Regions from separate parts of the Homo sapiens genome. Here region 1 is linked to region 2. A link is an interaction called in ENCODE POLR2A ChIA-PET data of the cell type or tissue named here. Cell type or tissue: IMR-90. All regions are shown on one strand. Links, peaks and the distances in the headings refer to the core of each region. The heading gives the core; the rest is flanking DNA.

The links. Peaks named below come from ENCODE experiments on the same cell type or tissue, not always from the same donor. Only the 100,000 strongest peaks of a DNase experiment are listed, where the experiment ranks them.
Region 1: POLR2A ChIA-PET joins it to region 2 with 11 read pairs; 2 of 35 experiments call an interaction of 5 or more read pairs at or near these places.

What each region holds. Positions count from the first base shown.
Region 1 is chr10:24,773,408-24,779,921 of GRCh38, reverse strand. LOC105376456 (a long non-coding RNA gene) reads left to right here and starts at 1,748. Exons shown (of 3, transcript XR_930757.3): 1 at 1,748-1,970; 2 at 3,271-3,460. In IMR-90, for the core only: no CTCF peak of the experiment used is centred there; no DNase peak of the experiment used is centred there.
Region 2 is chr10:24,855,651-24,862,164 of GRCh38, reverse strand. It overlaps PRTFDC1 (phosphoribosyl transferase domain containing 1), which reads left to right. Exons shown (of 9, transcript NM_020200.7): 5 at 3,756-3,773; 6 at 5,170-5,252. Among named protein-coding and RNA genes, the nearest start is that of PRTFDC1, 94 kb to the left of the region's middle. In IMR-90, for the core only: no CTCF peak of the experiment used is centred there; a DNase peak (open chromatin) is centred at 3,734; H3K27ac peaks cover 240 bases.

The sequences.
Region 1 (6,514 bases), core at 495-5,494, 82 kb after region 2:
TAGATCCTTGTGGCTTAGCAACTAGAAAGTTCTCTCAGGCTGGGCTTTTTCAAACTGTGGTGGTGATCCTTCACTGGATAGTGAAATAATTTTATTGACTGAAAATAGCATTTTTTAAAAATAGCATAGAAAAGAAGAGAGTATGTCAGAATTTATTGCATGTAGTAAGTGCAGGCTTTATTTTGTGAAACTTTTCTTTCAGTCATACACACATACACACACATTACTAAGGTCTATATAACACAACCACAGACAGATACAAATAATATAATTACATGAATCACATAATTAAATTGGAGAATAAATATTGTACTACTTCTTTAAAACATAGTAAATAGGTTAACATAGAAATGAATACAGAGCCCCATTATTACACTTCTAATTCTTGACTTTTTTTTTTTTTTTTTTTTGAGACAGAGTTTCAATCTGTAGCTCAGGCTGGAGTGCAGTGGTGCAATCATAGCTCACCGCAGCCTTGAGCTCCTGGGCTCAAGAGATCCTCCCACCTCAGTCTCCTGAGTAGTGGGGACTACAGATGCATGCCACCACATGCAGCTAATTTTTAAAATGATTTAATTTTTGTAAAGACAAAAATTACTTACAACATTGCCCAGGCTGATCTCGAACTCCTAGCCTCAAGCAATCCTCCCACCTTAGCCTCCTGCATCACTGGGATTATGTATTCATGAGCCACCACCTGGCCCTTAATTCTTGAAAACTAAAGCTCTAATCGTTTAACAATCAAAGAACACTCTTCTATTGACAAGTGTTTTGTAAAACTATATTCTAGAATATTCCAGGGTATTACAGTGTCTCAGGACCACTGTGGAGTCCAATCCCAGTTTAAGTAACTCTACTACTACTCTGTTTTTATATCTGTGGTGCTACATAAGATTTTATTTGGGTAGGGGGGAAGGAGTTTCTCCTGGCTTGAAAAAAATAAAAGGCCAGGTTCAGTGGTTCTACCTGTAATCCTAGCCCTTTGGGAGGCCAAGGAGAGTGAATTGCTTGAGCCCAGGAGTCCAAGGGCAACGTGGTGAGACCCCATATCTCTACAAAAAATACAAAACTTAGTTGGGCATGGTGGTGCACACCTGTAGTCCCAGCTACCTGGGAGTCTGAGGTGGGAAGACCACTTGAACCCGGGAAGTTGAGGCTGCAGTGAGCTCTGATTGTGCCACTGCACCCCAGCCTGGGTGACAGAGTGACACCCTGTCTCAAAAAATAAATAAATAAGAGATTGAAGTCTACTAACAAAGACCAGGCTTCCTAATAAAACTGGTTAGAAAACATCCTTGACTTGCTGAGTTCATAAGCAAATATATTGTCATCAATAAAGTTTTTTTTGTTGTTTGTTTGGTTGGTTTTTTTTTTTTTTGAGACAGAGTTTTGCTCTTGTTGTCCAGGTTGGAGTGCGATGGCGCGATCTCAACTCGCTGCAACCTTCGCCTCCTTGGTCAGGCTTGTCTTGACCTCCTGACCTCAGGTGATCCACCCGCCTCCGCCTCCCAAAGTGCTGGGATTACAGGCATGAACCACCTTGCCTGGCCAGACCAATAAAGTTTTGCCTGAAATTTATGTTAGGACCATTTCTCATGATGACTTATGTCCTTCTTTTCAACCTAAGCAATACGTTTTCTAGATCCTCATGTTCATGTATTGATTAGTAGTAAATTTGAAAATTATTTTTTTTTTGCTGTCAACAAATACCTTCCAGTGGTTGATATTAATAGTTCTGTAGACTCTCTTTGCATGTAATGGTCCTTGGCCTATAACTAGTTTTTCTTTTGTAAGTGTGTCAAACAGCTGTTCTCAGATATTCTAATTTGCTTTCTTCTAGGCATATGGTAGAACTGAACTTTGTTCTACTGAAATTGCTCATTGCCATGTGATTTGCTTTGGCGAATGAAATGAAACTGAAGGTGATGTGTGGACTCTTCTTGGGGGAGGCATTTCATTGCCAGTGACAGGTACCTTACTGCTCCCTTCCATGTCCCATGTTGATTAAGAAAATAACAGAGCAAAGCATTCTTGCAAACCCATGCTAAACATGTAGCATAATGAAAAATAAGCCTTTGCTGTCTTAAGCACCTGAGATTTGGGATGTATTTGTAATTAAAACATAAGCTAGTCCACGCTAATATGTGGTTTATCATACATTTATTTTCCTGTACATTAAGCTATATTTCTTCTTTGTTTTAATTTGTATCTTTGTTTCTATAGTGATAAATGTTGATTATTCTTCTTACAGCTCCATACTATTTATTGGGCTGTAATAATTCTCTCTTCTGATTTTCCAGTGGGTTTTCTTTTTCTGTGAAAGAGTCACATTGCAAGAATCTTTCTTGAATGACTATCAATAGTGGGATACTTGGAAGAAATACTTTTTTCATTATATTTGGCAAAGAAAAAATATACTTCTTTTTAGAGGATCTCCACCCTTCAGCTGCAACTCATTACTGTCTACCTAAATGCGCTAAACTAGCCAGAAAGCAAATGTTTCCCATTACAAATGACATTTATCAGCTAGTCTCAGGAATCAGTTTCCTTCAAAATTGATCTAGTTTGGAAGTCACAGTTATGACTCACTACTGGATCTTTCAGTGCTTTCAAAGTATAAAAGTACAATGGGCGATATGATTAACATTGACCCATTGCATCTTTTGTACGTATATATCAACCATAACATTTATTTCTCCAAGAAGACATATTTTTGGCTACCAGTATCAGAATGCCTTCCTTAATATGTCTGGTAGTCTTTCATTTGCATTAATGCTTTATATTTTGAAGTTTTTCATATAATGTATTCATTATTATATTTTTAGAATCTATTATTTGAGTTTGCACTGTTGCCCATACACCAAATTATATTGTTAAGAAAATGTTTAAGTAAATGCCATCCAGACTTGAAACCTGATTGAAGTATAAGAAGTCCCCAACTTCCATATGGGTTATGTTCTTAAGATTCATAGTCTGCATTTTGGAGCATGGGTGACATTTCCCAGAAATAATAATTCTGAGATTCATCATTAGTTCCCATCCCAGCCATCCAAAGCCGAGATAACCGCTAAAGTAATTGACATACTTCTTTTGTGTGGTCATCTTAGAAGTCTAATCACCATTTATAGTAATGTTTGAGAAAAACAATCCGTTGGCATTAACAAAAGGCATACATTGATTTGGAGAAAATGTTTGTACCCCTAACCTATCGTAGGAGAAGGGAAGAAATGTAAAGCACTAGGAACACATTGTATTTATTTATTTTTTTAGAGATGAAGTCTCACCATATTGCCCAGGCTGGTTTCAAACTCTTGGACTTAAGCAATCCTCCCACCTCGCCTCCCAAAGTGCCAGGAACACACTTATGTCTCTTACAGCCATGGAAACAATGAACTGCTAACATGTGTTTTTAGAAAGAATGTGGAAGTATGGGAACCTCTTCCTTTATGTGGTAATTGAGGTGAGTATCTTAGAACATCTGGTATGGCTTAGGATGGATGGTAAGGTAAAAAGATCTTTATAAATCAGACATTTCTCATTTCAAACTCAATTTCACACAGTGGCTTAAATGATACTTGAAACAGATCCATGTAGAAGCAACATAATGCAAAATTAACTCAAATGGGGTCTCACCTTCTCATTCTGACTTTCTAGTTGTAAAGTATTGATCATAATCTAATAGGACTATAGTCTAACAATAATTTTTAATGAGATGATGCAGCTTCAAAACTTACATTCCAACCAGTCTATCCCTACAGTGCTATGTGAAGAAGGATTGAAATGACTTTGAAACTCCAAAATTTGTCAATGTAGAACAAACAGTATCTGTTTATGTAGTCATAAATTATAGGTGCCCTGGTGTCCTGCCATCTTGACTCAAAGATGAAGTCGTTCAGTATTGAATCAGTAGGAACTTAGACTTTAGGTATTGTTGGCTCCAGTTTGAAAGCTATAAAATGGTGGCCTGCGGACAAGAGAAGGAACTAAAGAGGAAAATACATAACTCATTGAGGAATTTACCCAATTCTGCCTTTGACCATTATGATACAGTGCTATAAACTCAAGAAAAAGGGTTTTTTTTTCCCCTGCTAAGAACATTTTTTTCAAAGGAAATAGAGAATGAGATCAAAACAGTGCTTGAACTTTTGAAATCTTTTAGACACAGCTATGATTCAGGCATTCAATAACACTGACAGCAAAATCCTTCCCACCACGTCTTGAAGAGTGAAACTAGAGTCAACCGTGAGGTTAAATGGTCTTGAGAAGATTATCTTATTATTGTAAAACTGCCTAGAAGATGAATGGAATTTTCTCTAAGTCACTAGTATTAACCTGTTTGCTAAGTTGAATAGAGAATGCCAGGCAGTTTGAAAAATCTGGGAAAAGTTGAAGCAAAAATAAAAAGTAGGAGGTCTTGGCTGTAATTTTGAGCCAGGAGGTCTTGGCTGTAATGTCTCTTCTGTGCTCTACTAATTGCCTGGTCATTTTGACAACTGAGAGTTAATTTACCCTTCTGCAATGATATCTTCTTGGATTACTTGCTCTCTAGCTCTCTTCCAACTTTGATATGTTCATGTTTCAGTGACCTATTACTGTCAGATATAGGCATTTCTAGGTACTAAAAGGTGGACAGTCATTTATATTATGTCAGTGGTAAGTAGCAGTGGTAGCAGCAGGCTACCATTCATTGAATATTTATTACAGGCAAGATTCCATGCTGAGTCCTTTATATGGATTATCTCATTTAATCTTTGAAGTATCAGAGATTTGATATAATTTGCCCAAGTCCTCCCAGCTATAAAATGCCAGATGTAAAAAAGAGTAGGCTGGGCGCGGTGGCTCATGCCTGTAATCCCAGCACTTTGGGAGGCCAAGGCGGGTGGATCACGAGGTCTGGGCGCAGTGGCTCTTGCCTGTAATCCTAGCACTTTGGAAGGCCAAGGCAGGTGGATCACGAGGTCAGGAGATGGAGACCATCCTGGCCAACATGGCAAAACCCCATCTCTACTAAAAATACAAAAATTAGCCAGACGCGGTGCCAGGCACCTGTAATCCCAGCTGTTTGGGAGACTGAGGCAGAAGAATTGCTTGAATCTGGGAGATGGGGGTTGCAGTGAGCTGAGTTCACACCATTGCTCTCCAGCCTGGATGACAAGAGCAAGACTCTGTCTCAAAAAAAAGAGTAGTGGATATTGATCTTCTAGTCACTTGCTCAAAAGTTAACTGCCATAACAGCTTTGAATGAACACATAAATCTAATATATCCATTCTTTCTGAAAATCAGATGTCTTGTGTGTGTTGGCAACAGATTTTTGTTTAGGTGACATATGGATCTATTCATAGGTATTATGTGCACCACCTCGTGATTCACTGTTCGATAAATTTAAATTTTCATTAGCTAACTTAAAAACTTAATTCCTCTGTCAGTAGCCACAACTCAATGCTCAGTAGCCACATGTGGCTAGTGGTTACCATATTGGGTAGTGCAGATATAGAAAATTTCCAGCAACACAGAAATTTCTACTGGACAGTGTGGCTCTAGTGACTTCATTCTAATTCTCTCTTCCCTGCTCCTCCCAATGTCTCAGTTTTGTCTTAAGGTCAGCTTCATTCACAGTAGCAACAATAGCTGTAGAAGTAAAAACCTTCCCATCCCATCTAGAGGAAGAATTTTCTTTTGGGGTTGTTAGAAGTGTGAGGGAACTTTTTTCCCAGAAGTTTCATTATAATATTGTTATGCCTCATTGTTGCAAATGTGATTATATCCATATCTGAGTAATCCTTATGGCTAGAGAGATAGGATGTTCTGATTGGTTTAAGCCAATCAGGTTCACCCCTGGGGCAATTTCACTGTAATGACTACAATTTCATGGCTGCTATCCGTTGGGTTAGCAAAAAGATTCCTCCAAAACAAGTTGGAGTGCTTTAAACAGAAGAATGGAAGATAAATTTTGGTGAGCTCCATAAAGATATCCACCATACCTTTCATTTTTGCCATTTTTCTAAATCAATGTCAAAGGATGTGTTAAAATGCTGTGCTGAATGTCTCAGGACTCAGGCAAGAATGTAGCCTGAATTGTTTCCATAGTCCCAACAGCAAATTTTCCACTCCATACAATGGCCCTCCAAACTAACTGTTCTGTTTCAATATGGCCCAAGTCCTTAAAATAGTTTTAATGTAGACTATATTAAAAGATATGTATCTAAAAATTAGCTGGGCATGGTGATGGGTGCCTGTGATCCTAGCTACTCAGTAGGCTGAGGCAGGAGAGTCGCTTGAAGCTGGGAGGTGAAGGTTGCAGTGAGCCCAGGTCATGCCACTGCACTCCAGTCTGGGCAACAGAGTGAGACTCTGTCTCAAAAAAAAAAAAAAAAAAAAAAAAAGAAAGAAAAAAAAAGAAAGAAAGAAAAAGGAAGAAAGAGAAAAGGAAACATATGTATTTTTGGGTAAGTATCATAGGAATTATTGAATGCACCATAATAATGGATGTTCAAGTTCAAGAGTTTTGCGGAG
Region 2 (6,514 bases), core at 955-5,954:
AAGAATTCATGATACCTTTAATCTATTTTAAAGCACATAAAAATTTTATATACTTTAAACAGTTAAGCATGTATCAAAAATTTAGAAAGTCTTTAGACTTTTCTGGTTTTCAAGCATTTTATAATGTTTTATATTTATATATTATAGAAAGTACAAACTTTCTTTGACAGGTATATATTTATATGTAAGGAAATATGTGCACTTTCTATAATAAGAATGAATACACGGCTGGGCGCAGTGGCTCATGCCTGTAATCCTAGCACTCTGGGAGGCTGAGGAGGGAGGATCACTTGAGGCCAGAAGTTCAAGGTTACAGGGAGCTATGATCGAGATCCTGTCTCTAAAAAATAAAAATAAAATTTAAAAATACGCATTTGTACTTAAACCCTTTTTAAGAAACAAGCAACCTAAAAGTCAATAAATGATTTAAATATGTTTTTAAGTACAGAAATAGCTATGTGAAACATGACTAAGTCTATTTTTTAGAAATAAAAAAGTAACAAGCAGAAAAACAGCTAAAAGAGTTAAAAGTGACTGTCTCTGGGAAGCAAAATTGGGAGCAAACAGAGGTGAAGTGATGGAGGGGTGTTTTTCTTTTAAAAACCTTTCAATCTATTTGATTTGGTTTTTTGTTTGTTTGTTTGTTTGTTTTTGTTTTTTGTTTTGAGATAGAGTCTTACTCTGTTGCCCAGGCTGGAGTGCAGTGGCACCATCTCAGCTCACTGCAACCTCCACTTCCCAGGTGCAGGCACTTCTCCTGCCTCAATCTCCCAAGTGGCTAGGACTGCAGGCTGGCCACCAAGCCCAGCTAATTTTTATATTTTTTGGTACAGAAGGGGTTTCAATATACTGGCCAGGCTGCTCTCGAACTCCTGACCTCAGGTGATTTGCCCGCCTCAGCCTCCCAGAGTGCTGGGATTACAGGTGTGAGCCACGGCGCCTGGCCTCAATCTATTTTAAACATGTGTATGCATTACCTTGATTTGAAGATGTATTTGAATAATTTTGACAGTGTCTTTCAATATCTCTCAATATCAGTATACATCCAAATCCTACTTCCCACTTACCACTATATCTTAGAATTGAAGCTAATCTTTTCAAAGATGACTCTATTGTTTTGCAAGGTTCTGTACTGTCAAAAAAATATTTAATTACATTCAACACATACACTCTACTTAATTAGGCAGGAATGCAGACTAACACATTTTAGAAAGGTTTTTCTTTTTAAAGTTGAAACAAAAAGAGATTGTGAGCCAGAAAATTAAATTAACCACAACATTCTCCAAGTATTCTGGTTGGTTTATAGGTCTGATTGGTAAGCGTCAATCAAACTAAAAATGCACATATCAAGTAACTACTGCAAATTGGTTGTTAGGATCATAGAAATTCTTGTTGAAAATACCAAGAGGACTCCCCTGGCAGTATGACTCTTGTATTTTTTGTTAGAGAAGGGGTTTCAATACACTGAAATATACTGAAAGAGTGGAGGGTAACGTGGCATGCCCTGCTTCAAAAATGGACAAAATAATCTTATACATTTCCATGATAAAATTAAGATTTTCAATGGATTTAATGAATAAAAATGTCATAACTGACAGAAAAACACTTCCAAGAAGTTATTTTAACATAAGAATGTGTTTGATATACGGTGCAAAGTTAACAGAGTTGTTGGTCGGCTGGTTTGGTGGTTGGGTGGTTAACATTTTTATTAATTAAATCTTGCATTAAACATAAGTAAGTTATCGAATGTGTAGTATTTGATCTGATTTTTCTTTTTTTCTTTTGAGATGGAGTCTCACCCTGTCATCCAGGCTGGAGTGCAGTGGTGCAATCTTGGTTCACTGCAACCTCCGCCTCCCGGTTTCAAGTGATTCTCCCGCCTCAGCCTCCTGAGTAGCTGGGATTACAGTCACCTACCACCACACCCAGCTAATTTTTGTATATTTTAGTAGAGACGGGGTTTCACCAAATTGGCCAGGCTGGTCTTGAACTCCTGACCTCAGGTGATCCACCCACCTCGGCCTCCTAAAGTGCTGGGATTACAGACGTGAGCCACTGTGCCAGGCCATGATTCTTAAAGTATTGTATAAATCATAGAGATAAATGAAACATCATCTGAAGAAAGAGAAACACCATTACGTTGAAAGGATAGTCTCACCATTTAGTAAACTGGGATGGCATATTAACAGTCATATTTTAATTTGGTGGGGCAGCATTAACATGTCACTGCTAATCCAATTAATCAGTCAGTTTTAACTCAGTAATAAGTTTAATCAGTTATTATTGCTTTATTCAACAAATAATTATTGAGCATTTATATGCAGGCATTATGCTAGTTTCTGGCAATGCGGTAGGAATCAAGACAAACATGATCCCAACCTCATGGAGATTAGAATATAGTGGGGAAGACAGATATCAAACAAGAAATTAAAATGCAGTACAATCATCGTGTATTAGTCCTTCCTCACACTGACATAAAGAAATACCTGAGACTGGGTAATTTATAAAGAGAAAAGGTGTAATTGGCTCACAGTTCCGCAGGCTGTATAGGAAGCATGGTGCTGGCATCTGTTCTGCTTCTAGGGAGGCTTCAGGAAACTTAAAACTGTGACAGAAGGTGGCTGGGTGTGGCGGCTCGTGCCTGTAATTCCAGCACTTTGGAAGGCCAAGGAGGGCAGATCACTTGAGCTCAGCCTGGCCAACATGGTAAAACTCCATCTCTACTAAAAATACAAAAATTAGCCAGGCGTGGTGGTGCATACCTATAATCCCAGCCACGTGGGAAGGTGAGGTGGGAGAATCGATTGAACCCGGGAAGCGGAGGTTACAGTGAACGGAGATAGCACTACTGCACTCCAGCCTGGGTGACAGAGTGGGACCCTGTCTCAAAAAAAAATTATGGCAGAGGCAAAGGGAGAGCAGCACTTCAGATGTCTGGAGACAGATATGGAGCAAGAGAAAGAGGGGGAGGTGTCATACACCTTTAAACAACCAGATACAACACCACCAAGGGGCATGATGATGCTAAACCATTCATGAGACCCACCCCCGTGATCCAGTCACCTCCCACCAGGCCCCGCCTCGAGCACTGAGAATTACACTTCAACATGAGATTTGTGCAGGGACACAGATCCAAACCATATCACAGTGTTCTTAGGGGAGAGGTAGAGGAATGCCTTGAGAGCTTGTTGCAAAGAATCTAACCAGCTCGCTAAAAATACAGACCAGGCACCTCCCAGCCCTTTCTCTAGCCTACCCTCTTCATCTAGGTTGACAATCCAAGAGGAAATCCTGAGTCCCCAGGGATTTTCGTGGCTGTGCAAGAGTAAGGCTGTCACAGCTGAACCCATGATGCATTTACCGAGCACGGTCTCCATTAGCAATGCAGTTCATGTTGCATTGTTTTCCTGGTAAACTCTCAACAGGCTTTGCCTCCCAAGGGAATGCTGGGGGTGGGAGGCCCTTGGCAGAATTACTGAAATGGGATGACTTTATGGAGAGCTCGTCAGACAGGTCTAAGATAAGCTTGCTTCTAACCTAAATATAGATACTAATATTGCACCACCAACTAATTCCAGAGGACCTGTTAAAATGAATCTGGAAAACCTAGATCACCTCTAGTCCTTTGAATTAGATGGATGGGGAAGGACCGTCTAAGTAAATTGTGAAATTCTAACTATAAGCAAAAAAATGTGTATGTATCCTGTGAGTCAGATTGGCATCACATTCTAAAATATGGGTTTTGTTTATTTCAGAATGTTCTCATTGTTGAGGTAAGCTGGCATTTCCTTTTCCATACTTGGAGGTTGAAAGAATCTAATGGTGAGTTTTAAACGGTAAACCTTGTTATCAAATTGACCAAGGATTTCTTGAGCTCCCACTGGGTGCATGCTCTCCAAATTTAATGAATAGGGGCCAGATAGCGTCCCTGATTTCAAATAATGTAGAATAAAAGCTTTGCAACAGTATTTGTGGGCGACTTTATCCTTTTTGTGTATCCAGTTCCACATATCTCTGTGTTGATTCTTATACTTCTTTGTGAATCAGACAACTTTAAAGAAGAGGAAACTAGCTCACTGAACCAAATTCATTTCACAGTAAAACCAAGGTTAGAACTCTGTTTACCCTGAATTCAGTGTCTTTGCTAAGGACCTCTGATGATTTCAAGAATTCTCAAATACTTTCAGCATCAAAATCATAAACACAATCAATTAAAAATGACGAGCTATGGGGAAAGCTATGTTTTTTTGTTTTTCGTTTTTCGTTTTTTTTAACTTTTGTTTTTCTGTTAAAAAAAAGAGAGAAAAGAGAACGTGGGATCCCTATGGCAGTAGTGGACTAATACAGCAAATGGCCACGTTTCCTTCAGGAGCACGCTTGTCTCATCAAACAGCAAAAAATTCAGGGGAGCTGTTTTCAACCTTTTGTTACACAATTGCCTGTGTGCGCCATGTGCATCTGGAGTTCTTGCTCAGTATAACCCATGGAGTAGACCCTCTAACCAAATGAATTGCCCAACCCTGGCTACATTCAGACCTGTTGTTTTGATAATCAGCTCATGACAGCTGATTCCTGTCCTTAGGACAATAAATCGCCGCTGCCCATTCTCCTCTAATTGTGCAGCAGCTCATCAGCAGAGATGAGCCCGAGCTCACTGCAGCCGTGGACCCTCAGAATTCACAGGCTGTCACCAGCTGCTGTCCAGACACCTCTCACTTCCCAGCCATAGAATCCCCCATTGAGTGGGGGAGGACAAGGGGGAGGTTTTTATCCATTCAGTGTATTCAGATGTACATATCCATGAAAATTCATGTGCCTTGTATTGTGTTACATAAACTCAGGGCCAAATTTAGTCCTTGAATGTGCAGACACAAGTCCAAGTGTACTCAACGAGGAGTCCTACATGCTGTCCAAAGACTAAATTTGGCCCTTCAACACAGCTAAAGGATTCAAGGAGGAAAGAGTCTCCAGTAGATTCCCCAAAACTCAGCTTCCAGAAAGAAGCGCCTGTCTAAATAAAACATAACCAACTCTTCCTCCTACTGTGGCTCCAAATTGGATGGCATTTTTAATTACGATGCATTATTAATCAGGAGTATCTCCCTGGGTGAAAAGTCTATTGTGCTGCTCAAATGCATTTTGTTGAATTTATCTGTCCTTTTTGCAAAGGATGTTGTCGGAACTGGGAGGACCATGAAAGCACTACTCAGCAATATAGAGAAATACAAGCCCAACATGATTAAGGTAGCCAGGTGAGTTGGACATTCATAGCATGGTGATTTCTAGTTTTCCAAGCAAGCCCAAAAGGGATGCTAACACAGGATGCTCTTTCCAAAGAGTGTAATATATTCCAAACTAGTGACCTTTTCCCCTGGGGTATTACAGCTTGACCACACTGAAAAACAGCCCTTGACTGCTAGCCTGAGAGAAGTAAGGGAAGAAGACGTGCTTTGCCGTGTTTCTGAGTTCCTCTTTACTGTGCCTCCATTAGCTGTTTCCAGGAGCAGCTGGATGAGCCCCCGTGCAATTGCTCCGCTCCCTTCATTTTTTTTGTTCTTTGTTTGTTTGTTTTGAGACAGAGTCTTGCTCTGTTGCCCAGGCTGGGCTGGAGTGCAGTAGCACAATCTCGGCTCACTGCAACCTCCACCCCCTGGGTTCAAACAATTCTGATGCCTCAGCTTCCCGAGTAGCTGGGACTACAGGCGCCTGCCACTGCACCCAGCTAATTTTTTGTATTTTTAGCAGAGATGGGGTTTCACCATGTTGGCCAGGCTGGTCTGGAACTCCTGACCTCAAGTGATCTGCCTGCCTCAGCCTCCCAAAGTGCTAGGATTACAGGCACGAGCCACTGCACCCGGCCCTTTTTTTTTTTCTTTTTTATTCTTTAATATGAGACAGGGTCTTGCTCTGTCGCCCAGCCCAAGCTGGAGGGCAGTAGTGTGATCATAACTCACTGCAGCCTCAAACTTCTGGGCTCAAGTGATCCTCCCACCTCAGCCTCCTGAGTAGCTAGGACAGCTACCTTTTTTTTTTTTTTTTTTTTTTTTTTTTGAGACGGAGTCTTGCTCTGTCACCCAGGCTGGAGTGCAGTGGTACAATCTCAGCTCACTGCAACTTCACCCTCCCGGGTTCGAGCAATTCTCTTGCTTCAGACTCCCATGTAGCTGAGACTGCAGACACGTACCACCATGCCCAGCCAATTTTTGTATTTTTAGTAAAGATGGGTTTTCACCATGTTGGCCAGGCTGGTCTCAAACTTATGAGCTCAAGTGATTTGGCCTCCCAAAGTGCTGGAATTACAAGCATGAGCTACTGTGCCTGGCTGACAGCTACCTTTTTAAAAAGTTTTTTTATATTTTATCTGCTTTTTGAGACAGGGTCTCTTTCTGTCACCTAGGCTGGAGTGCAATAGTGCAATCAAGGCTCACTGCAGCCTTCAACTCCTGGGCTACAACAATCCTCCCACCTCAGCCTCCCAAGTAGCTGGGACTACAGGCAGGTGCCACCACACCCA